Linked DNA regions of Homo sapiens: region 2 is linked to region 1. A link is a contact called in ENCODE Hi-C or POLR2A ChIA-PET data. All regions are on one chromosome and are shown on one strand. Each heading gives the region's core, a stretch centred on a gene start or an enhancer-like site at or near the end of the contact. The rest is flanking DNA. Distances are from core to core; before and after follow the strand shown. Region 1 has its middle 55 kb from the start of LINC02725. Region 2 overlaps ETS1 (ETS proto-oncogene 1, transcription factor).

The links. Hi-C counts contacts between places; a loop is a spot of excess contacts on that map. ChIA-PET counts read pairs that join two places held with the same protein, here RNA polymerase II (POLR2A). Pooled maps may share reads with other maps.
Region 2: a loop to region 1 is called in a map of CD4-positive, alpha-beta T cell, with 4 times the contacts of the local background. The contact joins two enhancer-like sites. A Hi-C loop is called at or near these places in 8 of 168 maps with a recorded cell type or tissue (CD4-positive, alpha-beta T cell, CD4-positive, alpha-beta memory T cell, Right ventricle myocardium inferior and 3 more) and 12 of 50 pooled maps. POLR2A ChIA-PET finds 5 or more read pairs at or near these places in 2 of 52 experiments (CD4-positive, alpha-beta memory T cell and activated CD4-positive, alpha-beta memory T cell).

The regions. Positions count from the first base shown.
Region 1 is chr11:128,036,423-128,044,160 of GRCh38, forward strand. No RefSeq gene overlaps it. Among named protein-coding and RNA genes, the nearest start is that of LINC02725, 55 kb to the right of the region's middle. Within about 2 kb of position 2,894, at least 9 of the 41 ENCODE cell types and tissues checked have a DNase peak (open chromatin) inside an H3K27ac peak, as active enhancers do; they include CD4-positive, alpha-beta T cell, where a contact is called at or near this core.
Region 2 is chr11:128,468,094-128,475,123 of GRCh38, forward strand. The region is part of intron 8 of ETS1 (ETS proto-oncogene 1, transcription factor); the gene reads right to left. Among named protein-coding and RNA genes, the nearest start is that of MIR6090, 51 kb to the right of the region's middle. RefSeq lists enhancers at 1,451-1,610, 2,081-2,130, 2,141-2,240, 3,059-3,178, 4,181-4,475 and 1 more. Within about 2 kb of position 3,363, at least 13 of the 41 ENCODE cell types and tissues checked have a DNase peak (open chromatin) inside an H3K27ac peak, as active enhancers do; they include CD4-positive, alpha-beta T cell, where a contact is called at or near this core.

The sequences.
Region 1 (7,738 bases), core at 1,644-4,143:
TCACACCTGTAAGAATTTGGCATCAGTGCAAGATGGGAAGCCACGGGAAGATTTTGAGCAGAGACATGCCATTGTCTGACCTGAGTTTCACCATAGTCACTCCAGCCATTCTGCAGAGGATACACTCACATGGACAAAGGGAAACAGGTCAGTCCAAACAGGGGGCAAGTAGTAGAAACCAGAGATGAACTTGAGACTCTCGCAGTCATTCAGAGATGACGTGGTCTGTACTGAGGTTATGGCAAATGTGTGCACTGTCTGTGTAGAGACAGATGTCCAGTCAGCAAGCATTATTGCATGTCACTATGTGCCAGGGAATGTGATGACTTCTGGGGAATACAAAGATGAGTGAGACACAATCACAGCCCTCACAGAGCTCACAGTCTTTGGAGAATGTGGTGGGCAAGGCAGACATGCAGGAGTAGGATGAGAGTGTAACCTGATAGGCCCTGAGGCAAGTCAGGAGCAGGCTGAGCCACAGGCTCACGTGTCCAGTGCTCCATATCCGTGGATCCCTGGACTCAGAGACAGCTTCAGACAGGACATGATTTCTCTTGAAATAGAAAGGAATCAGGAGCAAAGAAAGAGATTCTGGGGCTCTTGAGTGATAGAGAGAACATCCTTGGCTCTTGAATTTCCAGTTCCAGTCACAGCCCTCATTATGGCTTGCTGAGTCTGTCATTCCCTTGGGTGCCCATGGAATTGTCTGCCATGGTTTTACAACAAGCTCCCCTTACCTCATCTGCCTTGAGAAAGTTTCTGTACCTTGTAGCCAATGACTCTGGTCTGTGACATAGAGAAGATACGAATGCAGAATCAACAGCCTGATGCTGGCCAGGGCATATGCAGGGTTAGCATGGGGTGAAGGCAGGGCTGGTGTCCAGATTTCTGGCCCAGGTGTGACAGCAACATCATTTGTCAGAAGAAATAGGAAGAAGCTACCGAGTGTGTTCTCAGGTGTAATAAGTTTGAGAAGCCTCCAGGGTGCAGATGGCACACCTCGAGCTAAGGGGCCCTGGGTGTGGGAATGAGTTCTGGAAGGCTCCAGTAAGCATTGCCAGTGAAGCTGGGGGACCTGCAGGTAGAGGAAAAGTCAAGCGTGGAACTCCAAAGAATGTCTCGGTTGCACGCAAAAGAAGAGAAGTCAGGAACAAAGAACAGCCAGGAATGAACTAAGACAAACGAGAGAAGGAATCCAATAGACACCATGAGAGGAAAGCATTTCCAGGAGGAAAAAAATTCCAATTCCCCTTCCTTCTTTCCTTCCTTCCTTCCTTCCTTCCTTCCTTCCTTCCTTCCTTCCTTCCTTCCTTCCTTCCTTCCTTCTTTTCTTCCTTCCTTCCTTCCTTCTTTTCTTCCTTTTTGGGACGGAGTCTCGCTCTGTCGCCCATGCTGGGGTACGGTGGCACAATCTCGGCTCACTGCAGCCTCCATCTCGGGTTAAAGCAATTCTTTTGCCTCAGCCCCCCGAGTAGCTGGAATCACAGGTGCAGGCCACCACACCCAGCTAATTTTTTTGTATTTTTAGCAGAGAGGGGGTTTTACTATGTTGGCCAGCCTGGGAGCTCCTGACCTCAAGTGATCCACCCGCTTCGGCCTCCCAAAGTGCTGGGATTACAGGAGTGAGGCACAGTGCCCAGCCCAATTCCTTATACTTTAAATGACTCATTTGCCATAGCCCTTTTATTTCATATATTTGTGCAGCGGTCTTAACTCCCCCCCTAAGCTCTTGCATAGGGGCGGGGACCGCGGGCTCTCTCTGAATAGCAGCCTGAGCTGAATGAGGTTCACGGGGTGGCGAGCCAGCAGAGGGGCTCTGTGGAAGGAAAGATCCCGAATGCCCCTCTCATTCTGTGCATCCTCAGATGTTATTTTACTGACTGGAATTTTTTAACGGCTAAAACCAGGACAAAATATGCTTAACAATTCAATACATTTTCTTACAAATAAAAGGAGTAAAATAAATGTATATTCTCCTGCAGAGCTGATCTGGAAGCGTCCTCACACACCCCTTTGCCACCTGGTGGCATCCCCGTTTCTCTTGGATTCCTGAGATGTCCACTGATGTTGTTGTCAGAAAGCATTGAACTCTTCCCTCCCACGATGCAGCGTGTCTGGCTGCCTCGGATATTCACATACCAGTCCAGCTGCCCAGCTCTTTACCCTCTGATTCTTCCCTCCTCCTTCTTCCAAGTCAGAGAGGGACACTGGCTTGTTATCTTTGGGCCCGCAGGTAACGTTTCTACATCGTTCCGGGCCTCACTATTTTTCCCATGTATAGATTAAGGAGATTGTTGTGCTCATCTTTAAATACCCACCTCAAATATTTTCTCTTCCCTTAGCCTATTCCATCTTCCCTATGGGTCTGCCCCGAGAGCTGCTTCTGTGTTCCCAGCGCAACTGAGTATGGTGGCTGTCTCAGCCCTTACCACAGGGCACTGTGAGAGATTGCTGGCCTGTGTCCTCTCTCGATCAGTGAGCTCCTTGGATTCAGTAACCACGTCTTACATGTCTTTAAATCCCAATGATCTGGTTAAATGCCTGATGTCCAGATGCTGTTCCAGAAATGTCAACGCACTGGACCGACATTGGTCCAAGAGGTCACGAATGTACCTTCTTATCCTAAGTGCCCTGCTTTTCCTAATTCTTAATGCAAAGTCAGCTATGTGTCTCTCTATTTATTTTTTTATTGTATGAACAGCGTAAAATGTCATGGAAATTTTGTTCTGCATCTTATCTTATTCATCTTGGTTCACTTCCTTTTATTACACAAAACTTTCATGGTCATGTGGTAAGATATTACTCCACTCTTACAGAGGGTTAGCATTAAAGAAATAAGCAAAGGAAATGTCAAAGGTATTCTGGGAATTTAACTCAAATTATTGTCCTTCCTCATGTTGACCCCTAGGGTGAGCAAGGACTGTAAAATACAAAACAATGAATAAACAAATACCAAGGCCACATCCGTGGTATACAGTGGAAAGTGTGGTGTATATGACCTGTGTGTGGTGTATATATGTGGTGTATAAGAAGGTGTAGTGTATGTGGCTTGTGTGTAGAGGACTTTCAATATCTCTGACTGTTCTGCTCAGGGATACCCTTTATAGCCAATTCCAAGTGCATATAGAGCTTCAAAATCCCCAGGCAATACCACCCGTGTTAAATATCCTCTGACCAAGGGAGAGTATAGGCTCTGTGTGTAAGCTTGGAGTGGCTCGCCAAGATCATCTGTGTACAATCGTGTCATTTTTCATAAACTTTTTCTGAGTCCTGAGGAAGAAACAGCCTTGTGGCCACCATCCATCATTTCTAAAGCTAGCAGCAAAGCCATCCTTGGCAAGACTCCTGCTCTCTAAGCCAAACCACCAACAGCTACTCTTTCACACAAGACTTCCTGGCCTAACCTACACTCTGCTAACCACACAGGCGACGCCCTTCATGACTGTGTTGCAAGGCAGTCATCGCCAGGGTGCAGGCAGCTGGGGACAGAAGGCATATGAAACCAATTTCAATGTGTGGGCAGTAATTTGTAGAGCTTTTGTGGAGTGTGAATTGTGACAGAGGGTAGGGATGGGCTTAACACGGGTCAAAAATGGATGGTCTTTGTAAGAACAAGTTGGGGAAATGCGTGAGGATTTTATGGGGTAATTTTTATGTAATACTTTATTATCCTTTTCACACATATATTAGAAATTGTTGAAGCCATCCCTTCGCCCTCCATATTTGCATAGCATTTTATGTATTTTATATTATTTATTACGATCTTTCATGAATTAGTAATGTATATGCCAGTTTTCCCTGGTAGACCTAGTAGGAGAGGCATTACCATTCATCTATTTGTATCACTTCCACAGTGTCTGGAATAGTGACTGATTTTTGAGTGCCTTTTTAACATGAGTGACATTTTCCATGCTTAATTGATATATGTTTAACTTACTTAATTTCATTATTAAAATAAAGGTAAAGCACAAAACAAAGCGACACTTATTATAAGAAGTCGATGAGCAAAAGTAATCAATTCCAGAGGTTTTGAAGAATACATTCTGACTCTTGGTGATCATTTGTGTGTCATTTGATGAACATGTTTTGGATGACAGTTGAGATTTTTATGTCATTCAGTTTAATTAGCACTTCCATGTAGACTTTCATTTTAATAAATGTCAATCTTTTTTTTCTAAAATATTAACAGTACAAGGAAAGAAAGAGACAAAAGTAATAAAACCACAAATAGGACGACCGAGCTGGAGCTCAGCCATCTAACAGATGTTCCCATGCCAGCATCAACCTGGCTTCTCTCACAGCCAGATCGAAATCAGTCTTTACTTTCCACATGGACAGGAAGGTAAATATTCAGATAATGTGCAGAAGAAAGATTTAGCTGTGATATGATTTGAGGCTCAGGGAGCCTGGAAACAACTGATTATTGAAGCAGAGAGTGTTGAAATAACATGTTGTTTTAAAATTCTTCAGTGGGAGACTAATATTTCAACACATTTGAATGACTTCCTTGCAGCAAAATGCTTAGGCTTAAAACATGAAGCTGGATAAGTAACAGGAGCTTCCAAGAGAAAAATCACTCAACTTATATATACTCCATGGCCAAGAAATTCAGGGTCCGTAGTTAGACACGTTCCCAGCAAGCCCACCTCATGTTGTCTGTTCTCAAGAGGGATGACTTTGGGTTGGACCTACTTTTCAAATAAAACTGTTAGGTTAGTGAGAGACAAATTTCAGATTCCTAGTTTCTCATGATGCAATGACTGAGGAAATTAATGTTTAAATGACAAAATTTGATTTTCTGACAATTAGGGAAATAAAGATAAATACTTCTATCCAACCCCTACACAAATCCATACATTGATTGTACAGTGATTTAGTGAGAGCCTACATGAAATAAGTCTTGTGGCTAGAGTTTCATCTACTGAATTTAAGTGATGAATCAGTTGCATAAAATTAGAAATCCTCTAATTTGAGTAGAGAGAATATGATCTTCATTTTTATAATGAAATTGCTCGGTGGGGGGAACTACACTTATTAGATCAATGCCCATAACCAGAATGTTGGTTTTTTCCCAACATTTATTAATTCTTTACTTACTGTAAGACATATTATTATTTTGGCTTTTGTTTGCACGACCTTTTGTTTCTTTTAAAATTATTTTTTAATGTATTGTTAATATTATTTTTGATTGACAAAACATAAATATATACATTTATAGAGTACAATGTGATATTTGGATATACGTACACAATGTGGAATGTTTTGTTTCTGATTCTTCAATAGAAATAAAATGATAATAATTATTATTATAAAAGCACATGAAAGAATGGAAATTCCAATAGGCAATCTAGACTTCTAGACTGGAGAGGACTTTATGAATATCCCTAGGTCTCTCATGAATAATCAAGGTCTGTTGTATAAGGATTTGTGAGAAAACAAGACTATAAACAATGTGTTCTTGGGTCTTTACATTTGTACATAAAAAAGTCTTTCCATGAAGTAAGTATGATTATTTATTCTTCATGATGTCTATTAGAAGTGAAGGTAAATGTGAAAGTGGGTCTCTTTTTTTAAATGGTGATGAGAAGCCGGGACCCAGGAATACCAGAATCTTGCCCTCCAAACCATCTACCTTCCCAGCCCCCAATAGGATTCCCAAATGATCCCTGTGAAAGGATCAGTAGACAATTAACAAATAAAGTAGCATTTTATTGCAAGCTAGGTGAAGACCCAAGCCTAAAAACAGGGCTCTCTGAAATAGCTGGCTTGGCATATCTTGGCTTGAGCTAATGTCCAAATTGGGCTAAGGCTGGCATCCACCCACTCCAAAGCCCACACCTAAACTTTAGATCTCACTCCTATGATCAGCTTCATGATCAGGAAAGAAACCAAAGGATGTGGCACACAAATCAGTGGAGTAAATATTTGCATATGGTTAGAGAGAGAGTGAGAGGACACCACGGCTGCCCTAAATAATCAAGCCCAGGGGAGATGAAAGAGATAGCATGCCTGCCACATGCATGATTAATGGGCCCTGTCAGTGCTCACAGTCCAGCCCGACCAGCAACCCCACACCCCCACCACTTTTGGTGAGGGGAGCCAGGGTGGGATGGACAGAAAGGCAGGCAGTCCTCCCCATTTCCACAGCGGGGGTAGAGCAGAATGAGCCAGGACCTGGGCTTGCACTGATGGAAGCAGGCAACAAAGAAAAAAAAATAGTTACAACCTTTGGTGACCTTCTCTTCATGGCTCATGATCTGAGGACTGAGAACTAATGTTTCAAATCCATAGGTCACATTCCTGCCTGCTTCTGTCCACTCCTGCCCTAATACCTCATGCAAAGATATTCAAGGGCTACTTTTATGCTCAAAGGAAACAACAGCTCTCTCTTTTCCCCCAAGTTCTGTTCCTGCTCCAAACTCCCCCTTGATAAATAGGGAAAGACATAGTAAAAATGTTTTTTAATTTTTAATTTCTAAATAGTTTTAATGTTATATCAGTAACAACTGTAAATGATTTCTAAAGTCAAATAATTCTAAAAGTCTTAAAGTGAAAGAGTATCCTGTTCCACCCCATCCCATTCCTCAGGCATTTTATTCCACAGGTAACTCTTCTTAATTTTTCTGGTTATTTCACATGATCTTAGCTTTCATATGTCTAAATAGTATGTTTATTTTGCTAGACTTATATATATATATCTGTTATATTTACGTATATGTATATGTGTGTGTATGTGTGTGTGTATATATATATATGCCTAGCAAAAGGAAGGAATGTCAATGAAACCACAAATAGGAAGATCAAATTGGATCTCACCCATCTAAGAGAATGGATACACACACACACATACACACACACAGACATATATATATATGTATATATTTCATGTGTCTCTATGTGTGTGTATATCAATCTATCTAAGTTTTACACATTATATACTTATAACCTACAATTGGAGATGAGGATTAGCTTTTCTACACCCACTACCATCCCAGATTCACCTACTCCCAGCTTCCTAACATAGTTATATCACAGCTTTTAGTAAAATCGATAGTTCACATTCTTATGAGTATCCAAATATTGTTCACTATTCTACTTCCATCTTTCCTATAAGCCCTCTGATGCTGTTGTTGCTCTTCTTTTTGGAGTTATTTCCTCAATTTTTCATTTACCTAGTTTTCCATAAAGTAACTGATATTTTTTCAAGAATTCTAATCTCTGCCATAGGCCCAAAAGCATTATTTTTCATATACTCAGATTTGCCCTCTGTTCTAATTTGTACTATTTTCTGTGAAGGTCTTCTTTCCAGGTATAAACCTGAATATTTCTTTTGATGCTCACTTACATTAGTTATTCTTTTTGCTAGATGTAAAATTTTCCTCTTGATCTCTTTTTTCTTTAATTTTTTGTTCAAAAACATATTATAATATCATCCTGAAATAAGGTGGTAATAAGTTAGTTTTTCAGCTCCAATATATCAGAAATATTTTATCATCACATCTGATAGTGTATCTGGGTATAAAATTTGATGCTAAGAGTCTTTTCAGTCAGAATTTTAAAACTGAAGCTCCCTTGCCTTCTAACTGCCAATCTTATTGCTTAAAATACTGTTGCTGAACTAATTCCCAAGACTTTGAGAGGTAATAATCTGGAGTGGTTAAGAATGAAACCAGCTGGGTTCATATCCCTATTTAACCTACCGATTTAGCCAAGTGACATTTGACAAGTTATGTAAACT
Region 2 (7,030 bases), core at 2,113-4,612, 430 kb after region 1:
TACCAGGTAGGAACTTGGAGAGCTCCCAAGCCTACAAAGCAAATCACACCAAGGATGTTCACCCCCTAAGGGGACCCCCAAGGCTCCTCAAATCTAAGGCAACAATCTCACTTTTTAAAAAAAGTAAAGCTTCAAGTAAATTACTGCTCATTTGGGTCATATTTCCTTGTCTGGGAGCTGCAAGGCCCACTATCTGTCTCAATGAGGAGCTGGTTATTAAAAATCCCCTGCTATTCTGGTCCCTTGCCCTGAGGCTGAGAACTGAGCAGCATAAATACATATATAGCAATGGGCTAGGACAAGGTGTTAGTAACATGCTCTTGATGGAAATCCCTTCCATTTCCCGATTTGTCAGTATCATTCTTCTCATTTTCCAGATCTGGGAGTTGCCTGCCTGTGACAAGGACATCCTCACAGCAAGTGAACAGGGTCAGGTTGAACTTCACTTTTTCCTTCTACTCCTTCCTCATTTCCATTTCAACCACAAGTTCTCACTCTTGTCACCTGTGCTCTGCTGAGAGGAGAACACAGGAGTTTTCTTCCAAACAGAAGGAGGTCAACGCTGGGCAGGCACCTTCCCAGGCAGTCTCCTCATATTTCCATAGTACATGGCTTACACCAAGACCACCCCATTGGTTTGGTCTCTGTCCATTTCTCCCATCACTAGAATATATGCTGTAAGGACAAGGACTTTGTTTTTTCACTGCTTCAACCCAAAGCCTAGCACAGTGCCTCACCAACAAACACCAACAAACAAAAAATTCTTTGCTGTTGAATGACTGTGTCATTTGACATGTTCTCCCTGAGAACACAGACTATATCTTACTGAGCCATATATCCTCAATGCCAGGTATGATAGCTTGTCTTCAGCAGGTACTCATTAAATATTTTCTAAATTACATTACTGAAACAAACCTCCTCTGAAGAAAGGCATATGGATTAGAAAGTCCGCTCAAATGGCTTCTCTCTATTAAACAATATTTGGGGCCAAACAATATGGGTGACCCTCAGGCTGCATTTCATCAACGTGTTCCCAAAAATGAAAATGACTACCTGTCCTTTGGGAGTTAATTTGCTACTTTAAGAAGCTAATCCCTTTAGCTCTATTCTAAAAGTCAAATCAAATACCTCGGTGTGGGCAGGACACCACATTTATTTTAACCTATGAAACTCTCATGGTTGGTCACCCTTGCAATAGGGCTGACTCTGCCCTGATAGCACACATCTGGCAGGTGGCCCTAAAACAGAGGAACAGGCCTGCTGGCCCCTCCCTTCCAGCCAGGTGTCTCTACCCACAGCCAAACGATGATGGCAAAAACAGAACATTCGAATCCAGAAATGACCCATCTGTTCACAAGTGTATCAATCTGCCTTTCATGCTACCACAGGAGGACGCACCTCTGAGGGTGGGGTGGGTGACTCCCCAGTCCAAGCATCACCCCTTTCTGTCAACCCTCTTCTAAATCACCATTCACAAAGGCCCCTAAATCTCCTGATTTCCATTAAGTTTAAGGACAAAACAGAAAACATCCTGACAGTTTCTTGGCCTCTGGACCAAGCTCAACCTGAAGCTGCACAAAGTCTTGTTGCCTGAGGATGAATAACTCAAGAAACTGTATTGCTGGACTGACTGGCAATCAAGACCCTGAGAAAATTATTTTAAGAAGATTAAGGGCCAGGAGTGCTTGATATTTTGGCTGAGTTCTATGTCTCTCATTTCTTCTGAGTTGTATATTTTCTTTGCCCCACCCTGACCCAATCTTATCTCATCTCTAACACACTCCATGTATAACATTCTATAACTGGCCAATACGGCCGTGGTTTAAAGACTCACTCTGTGTCAGTATATTCTATAAACGTGTTCCTGTATCAGTGGCTAATAACTCAAGGGCAGTGATTGGGAATATAACTTCCAATAATTCAACTCAAACAACAAAGAACATTCTGACAGGTGTTTGGAAAGCATACTTGCTGAACACGATGATGAACAAACAACAACTTTATAAACTTGTATTTGTTGCTGAGATAGCCAGTATCTAACCATGAAAAAGAGTGAGAAAACAGCTCTCAAATCAGTTAAAACCAGTCTTTGACTGCCGAGTTCATGTCTCTTGCATGTTAGATCAAAAACGAAAGGAGGAGGAGTGTCAAAAAATTTAAAAATAAAAGCCATTTTACATGTCAGGCAGTGGAGTACTGAGTGATGACGGCATCCTATAAAATTAAAATATATGATGCCTGTGGGAAAGCCCCGGGTAGGGAGTTGAGGGTACGAGGCTTTGATATCAGTTCTTACCTGAATCACCATATGCAATCTTATGCAACTCATTTAATCTCTCTGGGCTTTACTTTTTCCTTTCCTAAAATGGAAATAGTAATCTCTGCTTCTCTTTAGTTTATAAAAATGTAAATTAAGTCCTTATTACAAAAATCTGCATATATACATATATATAGACAGAGAGAGAGAAAGACACTTAAAGAGGTGAACAATTTAGGAGCAACTGAATATACAATAATGGAATTACAAAGAAGAATGAAACAACAGAAAATATATTTTTAAAAACAATTTTCAGTAAAAAACAAGAAAAAAGATGCATTTAAAAAAAATTGTAAAAGCACTAGAAAAAATCTAATTAGACTTCCAAGGATTAAATTGGCCTTCGTATGGCAACTTTGAAAAAGTAGAAAGTTGGAGGTTAAGGAAAAAAAAGTTACAGTATACGAATGTAAAAATTTTTAATATTTTCAATGAGAATAAGCATTTAGGACTTTTTTAAGTTAGGGAAGACTCTGAAATCCTTGTTCCCATGTTAAAAGTGCACACGCACCAAAAGAGACAGCAGATGCAAACTGCTTTGCAAGTGAAAGTATCACAGGCATATATGGTTTAGGGAAATCTTGGCCACAGATGGACTTAGATCCTCTTTTCCCGATGCACCTTTTTCCTTAGTTATTCATGTCCCTCACCAAGTATTCTTCACCTAAGTATTGTATAGAGCTCACCTAGAGCAAGTTCAACACCGTTCCCCACAAATGCCAATAGTTTGGGCCCAAAGAGACGGGTCCCACCAGCATTAACTGGGGTTCAAGCAGAACCTCTTGTCCAGCCATCAGGGCCCAAGACAGGCTTGACAGCAAGACCAGGTGGCTGGCAACTGGCCAGTGGAGTCCTCCCACCTGGAACAGGGTTAAGTGAGGCTTATTTGGCCAGTCTGACTTGGGTCTGAGAACAAGACAGTTACACATTTTTAGGGTATGAGGGAAAGACCTTTGTTTTTGCTCTGGCTCTGCACACCTGCAAGTGCTCAAGTACACATGTGTGGGGGCGGCAGCAGGAGAAAGGGGACTGTTCCTCTCTTAAAGGGGCAGTCTCTATTCAAATGCAACCACCTCTTTCTTCTAAACCCATCAGTAACTCTGTCTAACACATTCAAGCTAACACTCAGACACAAACTTGGACAGTGAGCCAGTGAAGCTCAAGTCAGGAAGTGGGTTTCTTTATAGCTCTTTCCTCCTGATGTCTTCTAGGTAACCGGTTCTTTTAAGAAGTCACCAGAGATGGGTTAGGTTTGGATTTGGGGGAAGGGGATAAGAATTTTGTTATAAACCAAAGAAAAGGTTTTTCCAGCCACTATAAATGTACAAAGAAAAATCTTCCTAAGTGTGTAGGTAATGAGAAGAAAGAAAGATATGTTCACTGATCAGGGTTAGAAAACAGGACTTTAGAAGTCTGAAGATTATAGTCTTTTCTCAGTAGGATTCTCAACTTGCTCTCTGGAATTTATTTTATCCTAGGGGTTAAGTTTTCCCTGCATGTCAACAATGAGAGAAATCACTAGTTAGGTATAATAGAATCCTTGGAAGGTAGTTGAACTAGATCCTAAGTGATCATTTGCACACCGAATTTTGTAAGCATTTATCCAGCATATAATCTCTGAACACTCCTCAAACGTAGCCAGAGTGTGTTGAATAGCAAAACACAATATTAACAACTGCATGGAGGTAGCGGAACAAGTACTTTTTGTTTCACCATAACGTGATAAGCTGAAAGTGTCCTACCTACGCCTTTAAAGAAAAAAAGAACAGAGAACCTAGCCTTGAGAGGCCTCCATAAGAAACTCCACCGCCTCAGCTCTGAATGTCAAACACCTCCACAGACCTGTGCCCTGTGAGCATCTCCAACAAAGCAAGTCCCATCCTTGTTTCAGAGTTTAAACTTTCACATTCAATCACTCTAGGAGAACTTTCACTCTCATTATCTCTCAGGGAGAGGTGAGTCATACAAAAGACAATAAAGTTTGGGGAGTTACAGTCAACAACATGCATTGAACTCAGAAGCCCATCACGGACTACTGAGAGTGTCGGGACACATGGTCTTGAGTCCTGCCACATGGAAAAGCTGTGCTGGTCTCAACAAGCCATGTTTACAGCTCAGGTCCCTGCAGCTGTCACACTACCTGTTCTACTCAGTTCTCCTGCTTCAGGGAACATAATTGACTGGCTCTACCATGTCCACACCAGCACCCCTCATCCTGGGGACTGCTCCAGCCAGGGACTGAGCACAGTGAGGGCATGCAGGTCCACCCCTGTGAGACACAGAGCTCCTCCAGCAGACGACCTTGACCCAAAGATCCCCTGGGCCCAGCCAAAGTTTTCTTAGAATGGAGCTGCAGTTGAGGGCTCTTTCTACCCAAATCTCCTCCTTCCAGACCTGCAGCATGGTCTGAAGGTTCCGCTGCCTTCTCTTCGCTGCCTTTTTTTCCTTCATAGATGCTCCTTCCGTAAACATCTTGCACATCTAATCATGTCTTGGCACCTGCTTTCCGGCACACTCAAACTAACACAGTATTTTGAATATTTTCTGACATGTGAAAACCCTGAAAGTCATCTTATTTGTTGTTTGCTGTGTAACATTGGGCTAGACCTCCTCCTCTAAAAAGAAAAAAAAAAGTCTCGATTCCCTCATTTATACAATGGGCATAACAGAAACTTCCTCATGTGATATTTGGTGAAGGATTTAAAAAGTCAGTGTATATGAAGGAGTCTAAGCACACAGTAGGAACTTAATACATCTGGGATTGAGCTAAATAATTGAAAAGACCTAATTATTATTAAATGCCTGCTACGCCCCATGACACTGCCAGCAATTACTGCAATTCTATAAGTAAAATGCGTTGTTCCCTGGCCTCAAGGAACTTAGAATTATACTGGAAAAATAAAAGGTTTGGAGAATACTATGGAATGTAGGTGACAGCTAGCACTTAGAGCCTAGCTTCCTGTATACCCAGCACTGCTCCAAGTGCTCTCCATAAACTAATTCATTAGTTCTCACAACAAGCCTATGGTATAGAAACTATTATTACTGCCATTTGCAGATGAGAAAACAGATACAGAGATGTTAGCTTGCCAAAGGTTACACAGCTGCTCACTGGCAGGGCCTGACTCCATGCTCTCAATTCTACAGGGATGGCCCCTGAATGTTGCCCTTGGTAAAACTGCATGGGATGACCACTCTTTCTTGTGTTTAACTTGGACTTCTCTACCTGCAGGCATCCCCAAGTGACTGATGGGGTGCTGATGAGTGCTCCAACCTGCAGGCATCACATGCAAGTCACCTTAGGGAGACAGGAAGGGCAGCGCTTCTCTTGAATGAGCCTCTACAAAGAGCAGCAGCTGCTCACTCTCTGCAGCAGGGGAGGCCGTCCAGAGAAAAGAAAGAAGTGCCAAGGGGGCAAAGGCAGGGTCATCTGGGACACCTGGCAGGGCCTTTCCCAACAGAGGTGATGGGGAGTTTCCGAGGCCTGTTGTTTAAAGGCAATAAAGACTGGTGTGGATGTCTCAGCAGCACGCTGGCTGCATTCTGCTCAGTGGAAACATTTTGCTTCCTCCAAAGGTGGAGCTTCAAACTGGAGACAGAGTGGAATTCCAGAACAGTCACCACCCAATTCCATTATTTGTAGTGAGACTTTATTAAAGAAACAGTGACCCCAAAAATCTAAGACTCAGAGACTCTTCCTCTAAAACAGGCAGTGGGCTATACCCAGAATAGAGGGGTCAACCCGTGAGTCTCCTGGTATCCAAAATCCAGGCACCCTCAAGACCTCAGAGAGTTGTAAACAGCACCAGGGTGCAGGATGTATTGTACAGTATGAATAGATCCCTTCTGTCCAAAGACTGCTTGCAAGGTATTACCGCAGCTGAATCAAGACACTAAGATGCTTCAGCCAGTTGTGGTCTTTGAAAGCCATGACAGAAATAGGCAATCACCACTTTCCACGTTTTTTAAAAGACATTTAGAAAAAAAAAAGTTCATAGTGAGGACGAATCTTTTTACCATGTGATCTTTTTCTACTGGTAGCAGATGATTAAGAAAAATTCATACAAAACTAATTAGATAGGAGGCAGAAACAGTGGAATTACTCACAGGCAATAGAAAAGAGCTTTGCCTCCCAACCAGTTCAAATCTTCCCGGGAATTTTCCTCCTCAGTGCTCCAAAGTATTTTCCCGTCAATCACATAACTGAGCAGCATGTGAGTCTATTACTCCACTGAGATCCCCAGGTCCACGCCAGGCACCCCTTTAGGATCCACTGCTAAACCCAGCACCGTGAATGGAATCCCTGCCAGCATCTCAGCTGCTGGCTGACAGGAAGGCTCTATTTAAGCTGAGGGGGCTGCCAGCTTCCTGCAACTAGTTAATCACAACAGCCTCTGAGCAAGAAAGGGAAGACACTCTGTTTCTGCCCTTCTCATTCCCAAGCTCTTTTCCTCTTATCCAATCAGGTACTGCCCAAGGATGGTCTACATTGAGACTGTGATGGCTTCAGCAAGCCTGGAAGCCAGCCCCAGCTTTGCCTGGCCTGCAGACCTCAGTGAAATGCCCTAACTTCTCTGGGCCTGACTTTAGCCAATTCACACTGTCTTACACAACAGCATTTACATGGAGAGACTTTAGATTCCAGAGCTTCGCTCCTGTTATCTCCCCAAATTAAAAGGCTCTACGCTGTTCCTAATCACATGCCCACAGCAC